Regions from separate parts of the Homo sapiens genome. Here all the other regions are linked to region 1. A link is a contact called in ENCODE Hi-C or POLR2A ChIA-PET data. All regions are on one chromosome and are shown on one strand. Each heading gives the region's core, a stretch centred on a gene start or an enhancer-like site at or near the end of the contact. The rest is flanking DNA. Distances are from core to core; before and after follow the strand shown.

Region 1 (2,843 bases), core at 92-2,591:
GGTTAGGAGTTTGAGACCAGCCTGGCCAACATGATGAAATCCTGTCTCTACTAAAAATACAAAAATTAGGAGGGTGTGGTGGCAGGCGCCTGTAATCCCAACTACTCAGGAGGCTGAGGCAGGAGAATCGCTTGAGCCCAGGAGGCGGAGGTTGCAGTGAGCCGAGATTGTGCCACTGCACTCCAGCCTGGGCGACAGAAGGAGACTCCGTCTCAAAAATAACGAATTACATGAGATTTATAAAAAGTTGGTAAATATAAATTCTGTAACGTAAACTTGGGTATATATGTGTATACACGAACAAACTGTGAATGAGACTGATTTTGTACCGTTTGGCCCAGAATTATTCACGCTCATTGAAATTAGTGCTCTTTTAAAAGATTCACATTGGGTTACTTATACATTTACTCCAAAGAAATTGCCATTTTCCCCTTACCTGCATCTGGCTGGCATAATCAACTGAACAATATTCTCTTTCTTCCCCTTTTTCACTTACAAGTGGGGCAGAAAGGGGAGGAGAGCAGTCCTCATTCTTTCAGCAAACTTACTGTGCACTTACAACGCGCGAAGGCGCTGTGCTCAGAGAAACAAAACCTAACCGGTTGTGGCCCTCGAGGGTGTGTGGGTGGGGAGAGCTGCAGCCACAGGAAACGGTAACACGGCGCGTAAAGGGCTCTAATTGAACTTAAGGACCAATGGGGCCACCAAGCAGGAAGTGACTGACTTGCCCGCGTGTGTCTGAACCGCCTTCACAGGGAGGCAACTTTTGAGTAATTGCGGGGCTGGAGGGTGGGGGCACTGGAGGGAACCGCGGGGAGGCGCCGGCTTCGGACGCGGAGTTGTGGGTGTGGGAGAGAGGCGACCCAGAAGCCGAGGCCCGAGGCGGGAGGGGGCTGCGCCCTGGCAAGAGGCTTTCCGGAGTATCTTCCATCTGTCAATACAGGCTACAGGACTCAGTGGCCCTAATTCGAGAACCAAACGTCCCCCGCCGGTCAGTCTTTTCCCCCAGGGCAGTCCCAAGGGCGGCGAGCCCGCGCGCACGAGAGCCGAGCGGTAGGAAGAGCCGAGAGCTAGCGGCCGGGGCCTCGGCGGGCCAGGGGCGCGGAGAGGCCGCCGGAGAAAGGACTAAGACACCGGTGGACCGAGCAGTTACTCCCGGCATGCTCCTCCTCCCCGGGCAGATTTCAAACCCTCTGCAGCCCCACCTCCGCGCCTTCGCCCCCGGCCAGCCCCAGCAACAGGCGGCGGCCCGCTTCTCATTGGCCAGGCCCGCGCTGTCGTGTTTTGATTGGCCGCGGAGCCTCCCGGCCCTGCTTCTGCAGTCGCTGCCGACTCCATTTTGTCGGTAGAGGCAGAAGGAGAAGGTCGGGTTGTAGAAGCTGGGGTGGCCGGCAGCTCGCTCATCGGTGTTCGTGGGCTTTGTCGGTCCGTGCCTCGTCTCTCCCTGGAAAGGGAGGGAGGCTTCGACGTCGAGAGGGAGCCGCTGCCGCGTTAGTTCCGAGCTTGAAGTCAGTAAGTAGCGGCTGCGCTAAGGGCGCGGCCATGTTGGTGGCCGCGCTCCCCATTGTTGGAGGAAGGAGGCGAGCGGAGGCGAGATCCGGGTAACCCGGGCGGGCGCGGGCGGTCACGGGCGGTCGCAGCGCCGCGACCCCTGCGGCTCCGGAGAGATGGGGCCACTGGGAAGCCAAGCCCTTGTGGCGTCGGAGGAGGCGTTTTCCGGGTTCGAGTTGGGAATTACTCACAGTCCGGAAATGGCAATTTATTTAGGGTTGTTTATCTGTTTGGAAAGCTCTCTTACCCCTTTGAAAGGAGGGGGCTTAACTATTTGGTAACTTATTTTCTTGGAACATCAAATTAAAACCAAACCTTGAAAGTTAAGCTGTTCCCTCTAGGGAGACATTTTTATATATTTAAGATGGGCTTAGACTGTTAGGGCTTGTGAGAACTTATTTTAAGACGGGGAGGAGGCGAGAGCGTTCATAACCAAAGGAAACACTGCGTGATGTCTACATGTTCCAAGAGACTGAAAATGGATGTGACATGTGTGGAAAGATTGGAAAATTCTGGTGGGAGTTTAAAAACACGGTCTCTTTAGAAAATCCGCCTGAAGCCAATTTTTTGATATGACTCAACATTTAACACTTCCTTGATTTTATACGCGAGAGAATCTGAAGGTCTTTCCCAGGAAAAAGATAAAGATAAAACTTATTGCGGGACTTGGAGACACTTACAAAAATTCCCCAGGAGTGACTGGATCTCAAGGGTGAAGAGTTTTTTTAAATGGTCGTGGTTATAAGGTCAAAGAAAGCCATCTTACGAGAAATTTTCTACCTTTTAGTTCAGGAAGTAGCCTTCTTTACAGTCAACGATTTTCGTAGTAAATCTAAATGATCACTTTCTCAACGTGTTTTTGAAATAATGAAGTAATCTTTACTTTTCTAGCTAGGACTTCTCTCAAACTTGTGTGCTGAGGAGACTCAGATGTTGGCCTCAGCTCCTAGGCTGAACTCAGCAGATCGGCCCATGAAAACTTCTGTATTGAGACAAAGGAAGGGATCTGTCAGAAAGCAACACTTGTTATCTTGGGCTTGGCAGCAAGGAAGAGGACAGGTAGTGGAGATCCTGCAATCTGAAAAGCAGACTGAAAGGTAATCATCATAATGGGCAAACATTTTATGATGGAACCATCCTAAACCAATTGTTTTTATTTTAAAATAGATTATGTAGATTTGTGGGTAAGCTCATTTTTCTTAGGGAAGGTATAACAATAAAGGTTGTGCATATATTGAAGTCTGAACGGCTTGCTTTTTTGAGTTTAAAGCAGCTGAATAGCCTGTTATTGA
Region 2 (2,843 bases), core at 130-2,629, 790 kb after region 1:
CAGGGCAGTTTAACTGGTTTGCGGACCACCTACTTCAGAATTGTCCTGGTGCTTGCTAAGATGTGGATTTCTCTTTTTCCCAGAGGATCTGGGAAACACAAAAAGCGGGGCTGCGTGTAGCACCTAGGTGATTCTGATGCACACTCAAATTTGACAGGTGAGCCGGGGGGAAGAAATGGGTGTGGGCAGTGGGGAACAAGATGGACAACGACTTGGAAGTCCTTAGTGGCCTGCAGGCACTGAGATTGCAGTTCAAGATCTTGAGCTTTGGGAGTTGTTACTCTCCAAGGGCTAGCTCAGAGCCTGAAACACAGTAAGGTTTCATAAATATTTGTGAATATGCGCCCGGCGCGGTGGCTCACGCCTGTAATCCCAGCACTTTGGGAGGCCGAGGCGGGCGGATCACGAGGTCAGGAGATCGAGACCATCCTGACTAACACGGTGAAACCCCGTCTCTACTAAAAATACAAAAATTAGCCGGGCGCGGTGGCGGGTGCCTGTAGTCCCAGCTACTTGGGAGGCTGAGGCAGGAGAATGGCGTGAACCCGGGGCAGAGTTTGCAGTGAGCCGAGATCGCGCCACTGCACTCCAGCCTAGGCGATAGAGCCAGACTCCGTCTCAAAAAAAAAAAAAAAAAAAATATATATATATATATATATATTTGTGAATATGCTGGCTGCCAAGATCGAAACGATCAGGAGCGTCAAAGGGAAAAACGAAGTCAGAGGCAGAAGAAAAAGGTGTTCCCCAGGCGATGAAAACTTTCCAGTAAGTTGTCTTGGAAAAGGCAACTCCGCGTAATAGAGGGACTTGGGGAGGTAGCCGCTGCGGGAAAGGGCGATGAGTCCTGGGGTGCTGCAGCGGGGGAGTGGGTAGGAGGCGCCTCCTAGCTTCCCCAGGGCGGCCGAGGCATGAGGTCACCTGGCACAGCAACAGCAGCAGCTGCGGAGGACGCGCAGGCGCTGCGGCGGGAGGCAGTGTCAGGCTCGGGCCCCTGGGGAATTCCTCCCCTCCTTTCCCCCCCGCACCAGTCCCCTAGAGAGGCGTACCCGGGTCCCGCCCGCCAGAGCCTGAGCTTTGTACCGCCCACCAAGGCCACGCCCCCTACCAGCTGTGGGGCGCCGCAGAGGTCCTTTCTTCGGCTCCGGAGCGGTCCCTCCGCCTTCCCCGCTCGAGGCCACGCCCCCGTGCTCCTGCCGCCTTATTTTCCCCGGAGAGTCCCGAGGCGCCGCGCCTTGGCCCTGCCTACAGCCCGAGGCCCCGCCCCCGGCGCCCCTCCCAGCCGTTTGAAGCGGCTCGGGCTGCGGCTGGCTCAGAGTGGCGCGGGGGGCGTGGGGCGGTGCTGAGGAGCTGAAGCCGTGGCCAGCTCGACGCCGGACAGTCCAGCGAGCAGCACGGCGGGAACCGGCAGCCGGAGCAGTCCCGGAGCAGAAGCAGCAGCAGCAGCAGCAGCCCTCGCCGTTCGCGGAGCGCAGCCGAGCCGGCCATGGCGTTGTCGATGCCGCTGAATGGGCTGAAGGAGGAGGACAAAGAGCCCCTCATCGAGCTCTTCGTCAAGGTGAGCGCTCGCCTCGCGGTCCCGCCCGGCAGATCCCCCGGCTCCCTCCCGGCTGCGGGGAGCGGCGTCCCGGGGCTCTCCTGAGGCGCCCCCGCTCGGCGCCAGCACCCGTCCCGCTGCGGGCACCCGCGCCCCCGGCCCATTGTCTGGGGGCCGCCCGCGCCTTCCCGCCTCCGAGGGCCCGTCGAGGGGTCCGGGTTGGGGACCCGGGCGGCGGCCACCGTCTCCAGCGCGTAGGCATCGGCGGACGCCAGACCAGCGTCCCGCGCCCGGGTGGGTCGGGAAGAGCCCACGGGCGGGACTTGCCTGCCCCGGGGCCCCAGCGCCGGGCGCGCGCGGGTCCTGTCACCACCCCCCGCCCGGGCGCCGGGGCCCGGCCCCACCCGCTCCCCAGCGCTCCGGTCCGCCGCCCGGAGCCCGAACTGCGGCCCGCCGCCCGATGAGCTTTCAAACGAACTTCTTTGAACGCGTTTTTGAAAAAGCATTTGCTCCCCACTGGTCTGAAACGGAAACTTTAATTTTCGATGCAATCTTAAACAAATTTACCAAAGAGCAGGTGCTCTTGGACCTTCGGAAAAGACCGAGATTCCCAACTTGTGTTTTTCTGTCTTGGGCATTTACTGGCTTTCTCGTTTCTCAAGCGCGGAGTGTTCTGTATGATGCAACATTTTGGCTTCTCCCCCCGGCGTTGCTGCTTCGGGAAGGATTGTGTGTGCCCTTTTGTTTTGAAAGAAATTGAGGGAGAGAATTCTTAACTTGCTTGGGCTTTAAAGGGTTGGTTTTCCCTTGTGTCTTCAGCTTTCATGTGTGGAATTTATTTGCTTACACATACTACCCCTCTTCCTTTGCTTTTCTCTTTAATACTTTTTATTTTAGCAAAGGAGAGAGTCGAAGTTATAAACATCTGGATCCAGCTCCTTCCCTCAAAACTTAAAAAAAACACTTTGAGCTTCTTCCAGCCACTTAAAAAGCCAGGCTCATTCAGAGCTAGGCAACATACCGGAAAGTAAATGGTCATCTAGAACTATTGGGTTCTTTTTTTTCCCCGAGTTTTTACTTTAAAGAAAGGACATTTCAGGATGTGTTTAAGAGATAGAGAAGGGCTGGGCGCGGTGGCTCATGCCTGTAATCGCAGCACTTTCGGAGGCCGAGGTGGGAGGATTACTTGAGTCCAGCCTGAACAAGATGGCGAAACCCTGTCTCTACAAAAAAATTCAAAAATTAGCTGGGAGCGATGTTACGCGCCTGTACTACTCTGGAGGCTGCGGTGGGAGAACTGCTTGAG
Region 3 (2,843 bases), core at 123-2,622, 580 kb after region 1:
TGCCCTGGTGGGCTCTGGCCATGGCGCTCTGTGCCTGCGGCCGATGCGTTGCTGCGAACAGCATAGGTGAGACTCTGCCGAGTGAGGTATAGGTCTTCTCACCACGCCTGTACTGCAGACACGGTCGTGTAGAGTAGCAGCTGATTTGACCTGTCCCAGATTTTAAGTGATATTCCAAAAGGGACTTTACATTAAAGGAGAAGCCCCCAAGATGTGGCCACCCTTAACCATTTTTAAATAGTAACAAATTAGGAAAACAGCTCCCCTCCCCTCCAGCCATGTAAGTCCTCCTGATTCTGTATCACATGAGACACCAAAAACTGGAAATGTAGTCACACCCAGTACAGTACCATTTTTATGAATTTAAAAATAGTCTTATAATTTTAATTGTTTGTGGGTATTTTTCTACTGGTATAAATAGCTTCTAATTAATAAATCGATCAAAGGTTGTTACTCAGTATACATGAAATTTTTTGCAGGAAAAGAAACCAGAAATACAGAATAATTCATAGAAATCATGGTTCTCAAGTATTTGTTCAATTAGCTTTGGGGAAGAAATGCCAAATCCACTTTGAGGATGAGTCTTACGACACAGATCCACCCACATGTTGCTCTTATCTGGAATTTGGGACAAAGCAATGCACAGGCCCTCATTCCTGATGTGGCGCCCTCCAGACATGGCTGCCCAGGAAGGACGGCCACTTTAGAAGTGGGACGTATCACCAGTAAGCTTGAATGATTAGGATCGCAGGTGGCTACTGCATTCTGCCGTTCGTGACCGTGTTCTAGCCTGTAGACCACCCAGCTACCTTCATTCACCAGTTTTTATCCTTCACCTTTTCCAGTATCTTGTTAACCACTAGTTCTTGAGTTTTTTGGCTATGATGTGTACGTTTATGTATGTCATTCATGGACTTTCAACTAGAAAAGGTAATGATAAGGTTTTCTGAAGACCATTTGTAAATTGTCCATTTAACCATTTTTCAGCTTGCTTTGAAACAAAAGTCACACCTACTATTTTTCTATGAATTAGGGAATGAGGGGGAGATCATTCAGTTTTACTTTTCTTTTTGTTGAAATTTTGTACCCGGATTGCAGTTGGCACTTTTCCTAAAACAGAATTGTTTCCCACTTAGGTGTCAGAATGTACCTTTGAACTTCCCTAAGAAGCAGCAGGATCTTTTTAACTCTCTCTGGTCTGTTTAGACTTTGAAGTCCCTTCTGTAGAAAAGTCTCATAACTGAGAAGGCTCTGTTTTGGGCCGGGTGGGTCTGCTGGCCTCCACTCACTGTGCTGTTTCCTTTGAGTGGCACACTTGGGAAGCTCCGGGGCATGTGAAGGAGCTGCAAACATGAGAACTAATGAACCAAGGCGGCTGCCACCAGGAAGGAACAGAACGCAGGCATTCAACCATGACGTCTGCACAGTGTTAGTAACATGTCATTGTGGTTTCGTTCTCACTGTGGTAAAATTTATTTCTGAGCACTTAAACTGTGTTGCATACCCCTAATTTTTTTTTTTTCTGTATCTTCCTTGCCCTCAAATACCCTGAGGTGATAAACTGTTCCAGTTGTAGCCAACTACCACTGCTAGGCCTCAATGTAAATTCAGTTGAAATTTGCAATTCTATCAGCAATTTAATGTATTGAATTCAGATCATCATTTGTCATTTTAACCGACAACCACCCAATAAATTTACTCTGCAGTTCTGAACTCAGCATTGTGCCCATTTTTTACTGCAAGATGGACCCTGTATGCCAGGAGACATGTATTATCAACAATTGGGAATTTTTTGAATTTCCTTTTAGGTAATATTGATTCACTGTAATTTTCTAAGTGATCAAAACCCATGAGATTTTGTTATTTGGCTTGGCTTTCATTCTCTGCCTGCCCATTAAAGAATATTCTATTCCTAACACATAAAACATTTTACAGTCAAGCAGTGCAAATTACAGTGCTTTTCTATTTTTTTTTTGAGAGCCTTGAATAAATTGAAGAAAACTTTAAACCAAAATTAGAGACGAGTCATTTAAGCTTTTCTGAATGGAAAGTATTAATATTTTCATTTTTCTAGTATAATATAATAAAATGAATTTTTTTAAAAAAGCTACTAAGTACCCATCAACTTTTTCATATTGTGAAATGAACCAGGATCTTAACAGATACTATCATCGCTGTCCTTTTTTGGCTGTTTAATATCTAGTTCATGTAACAAATTTACAAGAGATAAGTCTCATGGTTTTTTTTTTCTTTTAATAGGCTTTTCTGCAATTTTTTTGAAATTGAGTTATTACTTGGATTTAACCCTGATAGGACCAGGTGTGGTGGCTCACACCATAATCCCAGCACTTTGGGAGGCCAAGGTGGGTGGATCCACCTGAGGTCAGGAGTTCAAGACCAGCCTGACCAACATGGTGAAATCCTGTCTCTACTTAAAAAATACAAAATTAGCCTGGCATGGTGGCACATGCCTGTAATCCCAGCTACTTGGGAGGCTGAGGCAGGAGAATTTCCTGAACCGGGAGACGGAGGTTGCGGTGAGCCGAGATCACGCCATCGCACTCCAGCCTCGGCAACAAGAGCGAAACTCCGTCTCAAAAAAAAAAGATTTAACCCTGATTGATAGTATAGTAGCCATGTTTTCTTTAGAAATCATAACCTCTTCATGGGAATCAAACTATGTTGAAAATTGTGAGGAAAGATAATGGTGCTTTGTGTTGGGAAAAAAACATTTGTGAAGGATTAGAAAACCGTAACACTTAACAAGGATAGTCACAGAACCGACGCTGCATTGGCTCTTAGGTTCTAGATTTTTGTAGCACACTCACCTGATGAAACCAAAG
Region 4 (2,843 bases), core at 247-2,746, 540 kb after region 1:
CAGCTGTTTCCAATCTCATTTGATGTGAAAACTCAATTTTTTGGCCAGGTGCAATGGCTCACGCCTATAATCCCAGCACTCTGGGAAGCCAAGGCAGGAGGATTGCTTGAGTTCAGGAGTTTGAGACCAGCCTGGGCAACATTGTGAAACCTTGTCTCTACAAAAAGTAGAAAAATTAGCCAGGCATGGTGGCATGTGCCTGTAGTCCCAACTACTCAGGAGGCTGAGATGGGAGGATCACTTGAGCCTGGATGGTTGAGGCTATGATTGTGCCACTGCACTCCAACCTAGGCAACAGAGCAGACCCATCTCAAAACAAACAAAAAAACACCAAAAAAAAAAAAAAAAACAACCCTCAATTTTTGCAAAAGTTGCTGTGTTAGAGGAATTTAGAGAAAAAATAATTACTATAGTCCTTAGAGTGACCTTGACAAAAGAAGCAGCTTGCCATCAATATTAGTTAAACGAATGAAAGTGAAGAACTTAGTTTAAGACAAGATGGGGAGCAGGAGCAGCACGGTTGGAGGCAGCAGGAACCACAGAAGCAGCAAGCAGGAAGTAGGAGGGGCGATCTGCTGGACATACCTCGGTGACTATGCTGGGCTCAACTGCTGGGGAGCCCTTGGGGTCATAATCCAACCCTGATTTCTTAGTTTACATCTAACAGGGATTAGATGTGCTGTACACATTTTAGTCCATCTTCCTGCCCCATGATGCAGGCGCTGAGTGCCTTTGATGTTAAGCTTCACTGTGCCTCACTTTGCCTCTGAAAGGTCTTGAGTGGGTAATGAGAGCTGATTTTCTTCTAACTGCACATTCCTTTTTTTTTTTTTTTTTGAGACGGAGTCTTGCTATGCTGTCCAGGCTGGTCTCAGACTCCTGGCCTCAACCGATCCTCCCACCTCTGCCTCCTGAGTTAGCTGGGACTACGGGTGCGCACCACTGCGTGACTGCGCGTCCTTGTAGGTGGGAGATGAGCCCAGTTATTTTCCCTGCTGTGTGACCCTGCTTCCTTCTCTGCCGGCTAAGGGAAGAGACACCAGCTGCCTTCCAAGTTGGGCTCAGGAGCTTTGTCATCATAGTTGTTATTGGTGGTAATAATACCTGCCAATGTAAGCCTCGGTCCTATCACTGAAACTCGCTCAACAGCTTAGACCCCGGCTCTTCCCTTTGCGTAATAGTTGTAATCATGTCCCATGGTCTCCTAAGGCGTCGGAGACAAGCAAGACTGCGTGGAAGGGTTTTTACACGAAAAAGAAAGCATTAAACATGTGGATTGTATGACAACGGTAGATAGGGCATAGGGTGAAGAGGAGTAAGAGGAGGAGGGAGAGCGGGAGGAGGGAGAAGAGCACGAGTGGGGAGGAGAGGAGGGGAGGGGATGGGAGGGGAGGGGAAGGAGTGGGTAAGGGGAAGAGGGTTGTACCCGCCAGGGCGGGACCCAGCCTGTGCCGTCCCACACCTTGTGCTAGCTCCAGCTCAGCTACCTGCGGCCGCCTCTCCTCGGGCAATGAGGCGCCGGGAAGCCCACAGCATCTGATAATATCCGGGCCGCCGGTTGCCGGGAGGTGAACCGAGGTAAACTCGCCGCGCGCGGGGCGCAGTGTACATAGTAACCAGCCCTGAGTAAACGTTCGTCATATTCCTATGAGCTGCTCCGGGGACTGTCCTACGGGGCTAGCAGGAAAAGGAGATCGGCTCTCTCCGCTCCCGGTGGAAAACGAGAAGGTCGCCAGAGGTCCTGTTTTCGGGGTGATCTAAAGCCCCCGCCCCAGCGCTACAGCCCAAGCCCCCCACAGGCTGGGGACCAGGAACCCGGAGGAGCGGGAGGAGGGCGCGCGCGGCGAGACACCCCCACCCCGGCCCCCGCGCGCCCCCGCCCCGGTCCCCGCCCGGGTCCCCGCCTTGTCCTGGGCTCTGGCGCCTGCGCCGCCGTGCGCGCGCCCTGCCAGAACAGGAGGGGACGAGGCGGGCGCGCGGCGCCGGCAGCCTAGCTCAGCCGGGACACCGCCCTAGTCCCAGCCCAGGGGGCCGCTCTCGCCGGCGTCGAGGGCGTGGCGGCGAGGCTGCTGCTGCAGGCGGCTCCCGGCTCTGCCTTCGGCCCCGCCCGCCGCCCACCAGGCTCCCAGAGGCCCCGCAGCTCGCGCCGTCCGGCTCCCCGCAGCCCCGTCGGGCAGCCCGGGCCCGTCCGCTGCCCTCCCGGCTCCCGTCCTGCGGCGGCGGGGCGTGCAGGTGAGGCCCCACGGCGCCCGGCCTCTCCAGCAGGTTTGCACCCAGCGCGGGGCGGGGCGGGGCGGGGCGGGTGGGGGGGGTGGTGCATGAAAAGTTAAAAAAAAAAAAAAAAAAAAAAAAGCCGCCCCGAGAAGTCCGGGAGGGGTGGGCACTCCGAGCCGCGGGACCGGGAGATGCTACCGCGCGCGACCTCGCCTCCCGCGACCTCGCCTCCCGCCGCACCCTTCTCGCGCGCGGGGTCTAGTCTGGCAGCCTCGAGGGTGGTGTCCCGGAAAACAAAACAAAAATGTTTTGTCTTCTCCACCAACGATTTTCTCCCACCAAGTGTGTTTGACCTTTTGAAAAGCCGACAGGCCCAGCCTGCCTGTGAAGGCAGGAGCGGTGTAGGGGCGCCTGGAAGGTGGAAGCCCCCTGTCTTTCTCCCTTGCCCCGCTTCCCCCACGGTGCGTGGATCACCATCGCATTAGTGACTCCCTAACTTCTTGAAACTTGTCTGTCTGCTTCTGTCCGCCGCCTGGACAGGTAGGGCAGGAGTGATCTGTTCCAGGTTGATTCTTCTAGCTTCCGTGCAAAATCTGATCATCTCCTTTAGAGATTAGGATTCTAGTGTA

Evidence for each region. A loop is a pair of places that touch in the nucleus more often than their neighbours do. ChIA-PET counts read pairs that join two places held with the same protein, here RNA polymerase II (POLR2A). Pooled maps may share reads with other maps.
Region 2: a map of CD4-positive, alpha-beta T cell shows a loop between it and region 1 (3-fold over the local background). The contact joins the promoter of CLIC4 here to the promoter of PNRC2 in region 1. A Hi-C loop is called at or near these places in 3 of 168 maps with a recorded cell type or tissue (CD4-positive, alpha-beta T cell, CD4-positive, alpha-beta memory T cell and naive thymus-derived CD4-positive, alpha-beta T cell), 4 of 37 single-sample maps with no recorded cell type and 12 of 50 pooled maps. POLR2A ChIA-PET finds 5 or more read pairs at or near these places in 1 of 52 experiments (GM12878).
Region 3: a map of CD8-positive, alpha-beta T cell shows a loop between it and region 1 (7-fold over the local background). The contact joins the enhancer-like site here to the promoter of PNRC2 in region 1. A Hi-C loop is called at or near these places in 1 of 168 maps with a recorded cell type or tissue (CD8-positive, alpha-beta T cell) and 5 of 50 pooled maps. POLR2A ChIA-PET finds 5 or more read pairs at or near these places in 2 of 52 experiments (CD8-positive, alpha-beta memory T cell and OCI-LY7).
Region 4: a map of CD8-positive, alpha-beta T cell shows a loop between it and region 1 (15-fold over the local background). The contact joins the promoter of RCAN3AS here to the promoter of PNRC2 in region 1. A Hi-C loop is called at or near these places in 3 of 168 maps with a recorded cell type or tissue (B cell, CD8-positive, alpha-beta T cell and naive thymus-derived CD4-positive, alpha-beta T cell) and 8 of 50 pooled maps. POLR2A ChIA-PET finds 5 or more read pairs at or near these places in 4 of 52 experiments (HEK293, activated CD4-positive, alpha-beta T cell, activated CD8-positive, alpha-beta T cell and 1 more).

Annotation. Positions count from the first base shown.
Region 1 is chr1:23,958,487-23,961,329 of GRCh38, forward strand. It overlaps PNRC2 (proline rich nuclear receptor coactivator 2), which reads left to right and starts at 1,342. Exons shown (of 3, transcript NM_017761.4): 1 at 1,342-1,512; 2 at 2,443-2,648. RefSeq lists enhancers at 1-200, 379-438, 1,339-1,608 and silencers at 519-618, 1,029-1,138.
Region 2 is chr1:24,744,068-24,746,910 of GRCh38, forward strand. CLIC4 (chloride intracellular channel 4) reads left to right here and starts at 1,380. Exons shown (of 6, transcript NM_013943.3): 1 at 1,380-1,558. The coding sequence starts at 1,487. RefSeq lists enhancers at 689-1,294, 1,295-1,900 and silencers at 982-1,691, 1,792-1,951.
Region 3 is chr1:24,535,304-24,538,146 of GRCh38, forward strand. It overlaps RCAN3 (RCAN family member 3), which reads left to right. Exons shown (of 5, transcript NM_013441.4): 5 at 1-2,843. Among named protein-coding and RNA genes, the nearest start is that of NCMAP-DT, 19 kb to the right of the region's middle. RefSeq lists enhancers at 1-53, 28-679, 680-1,329, 1,156-1,245. Within about 2 kb of position 1,373, at least 14 of the 41 ENCODE cell types and tissues checked have a DNase peak (open chromatin) inside an H3K27ac peak, as active enhancers do; they include CD8-positive, alpha-beta T cell and OCI-LY7, where a contact is called at or near this core.
Region 4 is chr1:24,500,886-24,503,728 of GRCh38, forward strand. RCAN3AS (RCAN3 antisense RNA) reads right to left here and starts at 1,497. Exons shown (of 2, transcript NR_144360.1): 1 at 1,463-1,497. RCAN3 (RCAN family member 3) reads left to right here and starts at 1,951. Exons shown (of 5, transcript NM_013441.4): 1 at 1,951-2,265. RefSeq lists an enhancer at 637-736 and silencers at 1,340-1,512, 1,794-2,293.